2 separate regions of the Homo sapiens genome follow, and region 2 is linked to region 1. Evidence: chromatin loops called from intact Hi-C (ENCODE). Cell type or tissue: B cell. All regions are shown on one strand. Region 1 overlaps SPATS2 (spermatogenesis associated serine rich 2). Region 2 overlaps SPATS2 (spermatogenesis associated serine rich 2).

Evidence for each region. Peaks named below come from ENCODE experiments on the same cell type or tissue, not always from the same donor. Only the 100,000 strongest peaks of a DNase experiment are listed, where the experiment ranks them.
Region 2: it touches region 1 in a loop (3-fold over the local background); 5 of 110 quality-filtered maps call a loop at or near these places.

Annotation. Positions count from the first base shown.
Region 1 is chr12:49,368,196-49,373,195 of GRCh38, forward strand. It overlaps SPATS2 (spermatogenesis associated serine rich 2), which reads left to right. Exons shown (of 14, transcript NM_023071.4): 2 at 3,033-3,095. Among named protein-coding and RNA genes, the nearest start is that of SPATS2, 3.2 kb to the left of the region's middle. RefSeq lists an enhancer at 1,643-1,782. In B cell, a CTCF peak has its summit at 1,878; DNase peaks (open chromatin) are centred at 1,816 and 3,577; H3K4me3 peaks cover 486 bases; H3K27ac peaks cover 3,058 bases.
Region 2 is chr12:49,427,145-49,432,144 of GRCh38, forward strand. The region is part of intron 2 of SPATS2 (spermatogenesis associated serine rich 2); the gene reads left to right. Among named protein-coding and RNA genes, the nearest start is that of SPATS2, 62 kb to the left of the region's middle. RefSeq lists a silencer at 1,702-1,996. In B cell, no CTCF peak of the experiment used is centred here; DNase peaks (open chromatin) are centred at 1,907 and 2,297; H3K4me3 peaks cover 1,094 bases; H3K27ac peaks cover 1,136 bases.

The DNA of each region.
Region 1 (5,000 bases):
AATGATTAGGTTCTTTTAGAAAGTGGATCTTTCTCAAGCTTGTCCCTCTGTTAAGGAGTACAAGCCGTTCTTTAAATAATTTGATTATCGCTTGTCCATTTTATTGATAAAACATGCCTGTGATATTTACTTCCCCTCTGTTTAGCAGGCTACTGTTCCTAATTTACCTACGGTTAATGAAGCAGGAGAGGACAGATCACCAAAAATATCTTGCTTTAAGTTAGGTCAGTGATAATGCAGATTTCAGTGTTTTGGAGAGAACCAAAAGCTTGGTTGTTTGTTTTCAGTTTGACCAAAAGGTGATGGATAAAATTAAGTTACCTGTACTTTGTTAGAATTGCAATTTCTCACTGAGAAATGTTCTTGTGCCATCTGCTACTGGTTTTGTGTTTGTGGGAGAGAGTTGGGGTTCTGCCTTAAATTATTTCTTGATGTTAACTTCAAATAGGCTGCCTCATACCTTCCAGTTTCAATTAAGGTGATTTGGGAATATTGATTATGATGTTTGCATTTCCTTAATATTTGGATTTCCAGACCAAATTTGTGATTGTACTAGATAGAAAATTGCCGATTTTGAAATTGTAATGACCATTGTGTGCTCCTAAGTAGTCCATGTTAAGCCTTTTATTTGTTGGGCATTAAGTTTTGCTGACTCATCTAAGATTTATGGACATTAATCAGTTTGTATTTCTCAGCTAGGTCTTGGATGGTAGCATTTAGGTTACTTTACAAAGGTCCAAAAATAATGATTTAAATTGTTACTTTTCTTAGATGTTATGAAAATTGAACAAAGCAAGAAATGAGTGCAGTGTTCTCATTAGTGACAATGTGCCTCTTTTTTTTTTTTTTTTTTTTTTTGAGATGGAGTCTTGCTCTGTTGCCCAGGCTAGAGTGCAGTGGCGTGATCTCGGCTCACTGCAACCTCCATCTCCCGGGTTCAAGCGACCCCAGCCTCCCAAGTAGCTGGAATTACAGGTGCCCGCCAGCACGCCTGGCTAATTTTTGTATTTTTAGTAGAGACGGGGGTTTCACCATCTTGGCCAGGCTGGTCTCGAACTCTTGACCTCTTGATCCATCTGACTTGGCCTCCCAAAGTGTTGGGATTACAGGCGTGAGCCACCGCAGCCTAATGTGCCTCTTTTTTAATTGACCTCTTTCAGTGGGCTAGCCAAGGTGCTAAGATTTTTTTGTATGTATTATCTCATTCAATCCTCACAATTATTTCATATTTTGTAAATTAAGAGGTTAAATAATTTACTAAGGTCACAGAGCTAGTAAATAACAAAGCTTTATTCAGACCTAGCTGTATCGGATGCCTTTTTTAAAATCTTCACTACCTGTTTGCTCTTTCTGCTTCACCCTCATCTTGGTTATAGTAAAGCAGCATGAACTGGTTGAAACTTGGGTCTGATAACTGTGATTTAGATGAAGATTAAGTTAGTAGGCTGTAGCCTACTCTGTGGAGTTCATTGAAGGTTTACTGCTCCTGTGATTTAACAAAGGTCTGGGATCCTGATAAATAGGGCTAAAAACATCTTTTTGCTTAGGATTTGTCCTGCGACCACACTTAGTTTTCTGTTTAGTCTTATACTGCTGAGGTACTGTGCATACGTGGCACTCTTACTTGTAGAAGTCAAGACAGCCAGTTGTGGAGCCAAACCAATTAACTCTGGAAAACAATTGAAAACTGCTCAGTACTCAGGTGCCCTTGAGCCCACAATTGGTACTAGCATTACCTCTAAATATAGATAGGATCCTTTTAGAAACCAGGAGTGAAACAACTAGAACTGAGGGAAACAGCTGGGGCCTGAGGGAGGAGCCACAGGTTATGGCCAAAACATGAGCATAGCCCCTGGAGGCCGATCAGGCTAAGACAGGAGGGAATTTTCGTTTGTTGAGCATTTATGTATTCCAGGCGCTGAACTCAGTGTACATTATTACCTTATCTGTTAGTTGTAAGTATTATCCTTATTTTTCAGATGAGGCTCAGAAGGGCTAAAAGTAACTTACACAAAGTCACTTTATAATGGCAGTGAAGAAAATTTGTGTATACTATTCTAAAAATTGCTGCTTTCAGTTTCCCATTGTAGGGTCACCATATTAAAACTGGGAACTAAAAGTCACTCTTTCAGATATACCTGGCTTCTCATGTGTGTAACTGATTATTTCAGTCTTGCTGCTTTCATTGGAAACTGGAAGGAAAAGCTTGTATTTTTTGGATGTAATTGTTAGGAAGTACAGTCCATTCATTATATTACCAAATGACCTGTAGAATATAATTCAGCTTCCTCAGTTGCTTAGTGTATATCTGCAGCAACATGAAAATAGCATGTCCATCCCTTCTTTTCTGGGATCTTCACTTTCAACGAAGTCATCTAGACTCTGGAGGATGACAGTGAAGCTTGCCTGTTACAGACTCTTCCACTTTTCTCAATATGTTTGACAGTTGTTCTTGGTTATTTATTTATGTTTTAGAGACAGGATCTCGCTATGTTGCCCAGTCTGGCCTCAAACTCCAGGGCTTAAAAGATCTTCCCGCCTCAGCTTCCAGAGTAGCTGGTATTGGCTAGTTTGTTTACTCCCCCCCAACCTCCTCCCACCTGCCCAGAAAGGATCTCACTCTGTCGCCCAGGCTGGAGTGCAGTGGTACAATCATGGCTCACTGTTTGACCACGCCCAGTTAACTTTTGTATTTTTTTGTAGAGTCAGGGTTTCGCTGTGTTGCCCAGGCTGGTCCCCAACTCTTGGGCTCAAGCAATCCACCCGCCTTGGCCTCCCAAAGTGTTGGGATTATAGCATGAGCCACCTCACCTGGCCTTTTTGTTTACTTAAAAAAAATTATTGTGGTAAACTATACATAACAAAAAATTTAGCGTTTTAACCATTTTTAAGTGTATGGATCAGTGGCATTAAGTACATTCACATTGCTGTGCAACCATCACCACCATCCATCTTGGGAATTTTTTTATTTTCCCAGACTGAAGCTCTATATCTATTAAACAATAATTCCTTGTTTCTCTTTCTCTACCCAGCTGCTGGCTACCAATATTCTACTTTCTGTCTCTATGAATGTGACTACCCTGGTTACCTCATATGTAAGTGGAATCATACAATATTTACTTTTTTGTGTCTGGTGTGTACCACTTAGCATATCTTCACAATTCATCCATGTTGTAGCATATGTCAGAATCTTATTCCTTTTTAAGCCTGAATAATATTCCATTGTATGTACACATCACATTTTGTTTATCCATTCATTCTCAATGGACATTTGGGTTCCTTCCACCTTTTGGCTGTTGTGAATAATGGTGCTGTGAATTTTGGTGTACAAATACTTGTTCGAGTCCCTCTGTATTGATCCATTCTCATATTGCTGTAAAGAAATACCTGAGACTGGGTAATTTATAAAGAAAAGAGGTTGAATTGGCTCATGGTTCTGCAGGCTGTACAGGAAGCATAGCAGCTTCTGGGGAGGCCTCAGGAAGCTTATGATCATGGCAGGAGGCAAAGGGAAAGCAGGCATGTCTAGGTGGCTGGAGCAGGAGGAAGAGAGAGAGGTGGGGGGAAGTGCTACACACGTTTAAACAACTAGATCTTGTGAGAACAACCCCAGGGGACTGGTACTAACCCATTCATGAGAAACCACCCCAATATTCCAGTCACCTCCCACCAGGCCCCACCTTCAACACTGGGGATTACAATTTGACAGGAGATTTGGTGGTGACACAGATCCAAACTATATCGCCCTCCTTTCAGGTTTTTTTTTTTTTTTTCTATTTACACAGAAGTAGAATTGCTGGATCCTATGGTAATTCTATGTTTAGTTTTTTGAGTAGGCTTGGTTACTTTTATTTTTTATTTGTTTTTTTGGAGACAGTCTTGTTCTGTCGCCCAGGCTGGAGTGCAGTGGCACGATCTCAGTTCACTGCAACCTCTGCCTCCTGGGTTTAAGCGATTTTCCTGCCTCAGCCTCCAAGTAGCTGAGACTACAGGCATGCACCACCACACCTGGCTAATTTTTGTCTTTTTAGTAGAGATGAAGTTTCGCCATTTTGGCCAGTGTAATCTCAAACTCCTGGCCTCAAGTGATCCACCCGCCTCAGCCTCTCAAAGTGCTGAGATTACATGCGTGAACCACTGTGGCCTGCTGAGGCTTGGTTACTTTTAAGCGGTGATTTTGTCATATGCTACCTGAAGGTAGCACTTGATGGTGCTTTCTCTATTGACTTTTTCTGTATTGCTAGCAGGACACTTAGGGTGGAAATGATTCAAAAGGAAATGTTTTACCCAGTTTTCATGTATCCAATGTGGAAGGAACCATTTGTTATATACAGTTCTTTCCAGTTATGTGCAAATATGAATGATCGTCTTAAGAATGCTCTATATGTTATGTAAAATGCGTCAACATTTTTAGTATACTTTGCTGCCTTTGATTGAAATTTAGGGTACTTTTTTCATTTAAACATGTTTTACATGTATGAGATGCTGCTTACTGCTTACCTTCTGTATCTTCCTGCATTCATTAAAAAAAAAATTTCGTGTCTGCTGTATGCTTTAAATATTTCGAGCGGATACCTGGAATACATAGAATAGAAAGTAAGATTGGTTGAAGTCATTTGGCTCCATTTTCTCTCCCTCCTTGTACAGTATGCAAGCTGTAACATAATACCAAATATAATAGGTTGAAATGGCTGCAGTGAACTGTCTCTTAGGATGAGCCTAGCCTCTCATTTGATTTTCTGTTTTGTGTGTGTGTGTGTGTGTGTGTGTGTGTGTGTGTGTGTGTGTGTGTGTGTGATGGAGTTTTGCTTTTGTCGCCCAGGCTGGAGTGCAATGGCGTGATCTCAGCTCACCACAACCTCCACCTCTCGGGTTCAAGCGATTCTCCTTCGTCAGCCTCCTGAGTAGCTGGGATTACAGGCAAGTGCCACCACGCCCAGCTAATTTTTTGTATTTTTAGTAGAGAGGGGGTTTCTTCATGTTGGTCAGGCTGGACTTGA
Region 2 (5,000 bases), 59 kb after region 1:
TAAAAGGTGAGGCTGGTCTCATTCCTGGGCTCAAGCAATCTGCCTGCCTCAGCCTCCCAAAGTAAACTTTTCAAAAAATAGTTATCAAATATATATGTGTGTCTAAATAATATATTGTTTTAGCATTAGTTGTATTTTTTATTAAAAAAGAATCTTATGTTGTATGTAATCTGGAATTTTCTACTTAACATTATATTGCTAAGATTAATCCATATCATTGCATATAGTTGACACATTTTTGCAGCAGTACAGACATTTAGTGAATACATCACAGTTTATTCTCTTGTTAATGGCATTTGGGTTGTTTCCATTTTCTTAACTGTTATGAATACTACGTGTTTTCTAATGTACCATGAGCAAGAATTTCTCTTGTACTTGAATTTCTGGATCATAGGATTGACAAGTGTACTACTTTACAAAATAATGCTGTATTCTAAAGAAGTTGTACCAGTTTACATTCCTACCAGAAATAAATAAGAAATGAAACCCTTTCTGTTATGAGAGAATTTTAAATTATGACCTCAATTTCTTTTAGAGTTACAGGACTATGTCAATTTTCCTTTTTTGTGTGTGAGTCTGTTTGGTAACTTGTTTTTCAAGAAATTTATTACCTAAATTTTCAAATGTATTGGCATAAGGTCATCTATATTTTTGACTTATAATTTTAATGTCTGTAAGATCTATACTAGCTCTTTAAAAACCTTCATGATATTGGTATTCTTTGCATTTTTACCCCTTGATCAGTATTTCTAGAGTCTTCTTGCTGGGTCAAGAAATCAACTTTTTCTTTCATTTTTTTTTTCTTATTGCATTAATTAAAAAAATTTCAGGCCGGGCGCGGTGGCTCATGCCTGTAATCCCAGCACTTTGGGAGGCCGAGGTGGGCGGATCACGAGGTCAGGAGATCGAGACCATCCTGGCTAACACGGTGAAACCCCGTCTCTACTAAAAATACAGAAAATTAGCCGGGCGCCATGGCAGGCGCCTGTAGTCCCAGCTACTTGGGAGGCTGAGGCAGGAGAATGGCGTGAACCCAGGAGGCGGAGCTTGCAGTGAGTCGAGATAGCGCCACTGCACTCCAGCCTGGGCTAAGGAGCGAGACCCCGTCTCAAAAAACAAACAAACAAACAAAAAAAAAAAACAAAAATTCAGTAGAATGCACATAACATGACGTTTACCATTTTAACCATTTTGAAGTGGTATTAATACACTCACATTCTTGTGCATCCATCTCCACAACTTTTCTCATTTTCCCAAACTGAAACTGTACCCATTAATCAGTAACTCTCATTCCCTCTTCCCCCTAGCCTCTGGCTGCTACCAGTCTACTTTTGGTAAAATTTGACTAGTCTAGGTGCCTCATATAAATGGAATGATATAGTATTTGTTTCTTTGTGACTGGCTTATTTCACTTAGCATAATATCCTCAAGGTTCATCCATGTTATAGCACCTGTCAGAATTTTCTTACTATTAAAGTCTGAATAATATTCCATCTTTCATAATTTTTTATCATCAGTATTGGCACATAGTAGGTTTATGTTAAATAACAGTTGATCAGTTAATTATTTTTTAAGTTAACAAGGTTTTTAGAAATTGCTTTTTCTATATGCTTGGAATCTCCCTTTATGGGTTAGAATCAGTGAATATAGTTGCTCCTAATTGCCTGGTTTTGTTTTTGCCTAATAGCTGCCTCCAATCCCTTGAGCTGCTTGCTGAGGACCGGAGTTTTATATGTGTGTGTAAGGGGGTGGTAATAAAATTATCAGTATTGTTTAAATCCGTTATGAAGAGTAATACAGCTGAGGATAATTTAGCTCAGTTGGGTTTGGGTTAGAGCCACCTGTGCGAGGAGGAGGGCGCAGACAGCTCTAACTACTGAGCTAGCAGTAAAATAGGAGGAGACAAACATGTATTCCAGCTCTGCTCCTTTTGAGCTCCCTCTACTCCCACATCTACAGCTGCTGCTGATGACTAATGTTAAGCAATTTGGAGGACCTTTTGTCTTTTAATAGTAGTAAAGAGGAGTTGTGGTATCATGTGGCTTCTGATTTCCCACTTAGAATGTCTTTTAAATTTCCAGAAATTCTATGTTGTTCCAATTTGAGGTTTCTTTTTTTTATTAAAAAAATTAATTGGTTTTTCAAAATGAAAACATTTTTTCAAAATAAAATTTATGGTGATCAAGTCTTACAATTATGGGAGAGTTTTTAGATTAAAGTAGAAAATTGGTGCCAGTGGTGCCAATTGTTGAGAAAGCGGACTTAGAGAAAGGTTTCATATTCACCATTTTGACCTGAGGAAATCCCCTTTTTAGTTCCTTTTTTGAGTCTCACTCTGTTACTCAGGCTGGAATGCAGTGGTGTGATCTCGGCTCACTGCAACCTCTGCCTCTGGGGTTCAAGCGATTCTCCTGCCTCAGCCTCCTGAGCAGCTAGGGTTACAAGCATGTGCCACCACGTACCCAGCTAATTTTTGTATTTTTATTTTTTTAGTAGAGACGGGGTTTCACCATGTTGGCCAGGCTGGTCTTGAACTCCTGACCTCAAGTGATCCACCAGCCTTCGCCTCCCAAAGTGCTGGGATTACAAGCATGAGCCACTGTGCCTGGCCTAGAATTTAGGTCTTTCTCTTCTTCTTCTTCTTTTTTTTTTTTTTTTGAGAGTCTCACTCTGTCACCCAGGCTGGAGTTCAGTGGCATGATCTCAGCTCACTGCAACCTCCGCCTCCTGGGTTCAAGTGATTCTCCTGCCTCAGCCTCCCAGGTAGCTGGGATTACAGGGACGCGCCATCACGCCCAGCTAATTTTTGTATTTTTAGTAGAGACAGGGTTTCACCATGTTGGCCAGGCTGGTCTTGAACTCCTGACCTCAAGTGATCTGCCTGCCTCAGCCTCCCAAAGTGCTGGGATTACAGGCATGAGCCACCATGCCCGGCCATCTTTTTCATATTTCTTGTTTTTTTTTTTTTTTTTTTGAGACAAAGTCTCACTCTGTCCCCCAGCCTGGAGTGCAGTGGTGTGATCTTGGCGCACTGCAAGGTCTGCCTCCCAGGTTCAAGCAGTTCTCCTGCCTCAGCCTCCCGAGTAGCTGGGATTACAGCACGCCACCGTGCCTGGCTAATTTTTGTATTATTTTTTAGTAGAGATGGTGTTTCACTATGTTGGCCAGGCTGGTCTCGAACCCCTGACCTGAAATGATCCGCCGACCTCGGCCTCCCAAAGTGCCGGGATTACAGGCGTGACCCACCATGCCTGGCATTTCATATTTCTTTATAAAGCTGATGAAAATGATATTTATTGGTAAACTGATTATATTATGGAATGAGAATTCCTGGTGACTTTCTTATAATTAAAACCCTTTAAAGATGAGAAGAATGTTTTTATTTGCAACCTCTCATTTTCTTGTTTTCCATCATTATCTGCAGGTGTAGTAGGTTAGCATTTATCTTCTTGACACATTTCATGAACCTGTTGATTGGGTTTCTGAGTTAGAATTATATTATTTAGATTCAAATGAAGGCTTTCAGCTTTGATTTAATTTACTGGGTAAGGGTCTTATTTATTTTTACTTTTTTGAAATAGAATCTCTCTCTGTCACCCAGGCTGGAGTGCAGTGGCACCATATGGGCTCATTTTAGCCTCCACCTCCTGGGTTCAAGCAATTCTCCTGCCTCAGCTCCTGAGTAGCTGGGACTACAGGCATGTGCCACCACACCTGGCTAATTTTTGTATTTTTAGTAGTGATGGAGTTTCACCATGTTGGCCGGGCTAATCTCGAACTCCTGACCTCAAATGATCCACCCGCCTCAGTGGGATTACAGGCATGAGCCACTGTGCCCAGCTGGGGTCTTTTTAAAAAGGGTGCGCTATTAATTTTTTTGAACAGATAAGATGTTTATATTATTCCAATGTCAAAATATAAAAAGGTAGACTGAAAAGTCTTTCTTACCCTAGTTTCCTATCTTTTCAGTTTCCATTCTTCAAGAGATCATCACTGCTACTAGTTTTTTGTCTATCCTTCCAGGTATACAGTTTTTATATATGTGCAAACCAGTGCAAATACATTACTTTCTCCATCATATTCACTTAATAAATATATAAAGAACTTTTTTTTTTTCTTTTTAAGGTGGAGCCTCGCTCTGTCGCCCAGGCTGGAGTGCAGTGGCGCGATCTTGGCTCACTGCAACCTCCGTCTTCTGGGTTCAAGTGATTCTCCTGCCCTGGCCTCCTGAGTAGCTGGGACTACAGGCACGCGCCACCACGCCCAGCTAATCTTTTGCTTTTTTAGTAGAGACGGGGTTTCACCGTGTTGGTCAGGCTGGTCTTGAACTCCCAACCTTGTGATCTGCCCGCCTCGGCTTCCCAAAGTGCTGGGAATTCAGGCATGAGCCACCGCACCGGGCCCAAAGAACTTTTCTCAAAAACATTTGCACAGTATTCTCATTATGTGGACAGATTACAATTAATTAAACCAGTGTCCTATTAATTGACAATTAGTTTGAATATTTTGCTCTTATAAATAATGTTGCATTGGATAACCTTGAATACATAGGTTTATACATTTGCAAACAGCCTTGCAAGGTAAATTCCTAGAAATTGTCTTGCTAGGGTGGGTGTGATAGCTCATGTTTGTAATCCCAGCACTTTGGGAGGCCGAGGCAGGAGGATCACTTGAGCTCAGCAGTTTGAGACCAGCATGAGCAACATATGAAACCCTGTGTTTACAAAAAATACAAGAATTAGCTAGGTGTGGTAGTGTGCACCTGTAGTCCCAGCTACTCGGGAGGATCGTTTGAACCTGGGAGGTTGAGGGTACAGTGAGCCTGGGCAACAAAACAAGACCTTGTCAAAAAAAACAAATTGTCTTCCTGGGTCAAATAATATATACATTTTTAATTTTGACAGCTACTGCTTAGTTGTCTTCCAAAGATACTGTATAAATTTACATTCTCACTTAGATGTGAGGGGCCTGTTTGTCCACACCTCAGTACCTGTGTGTTT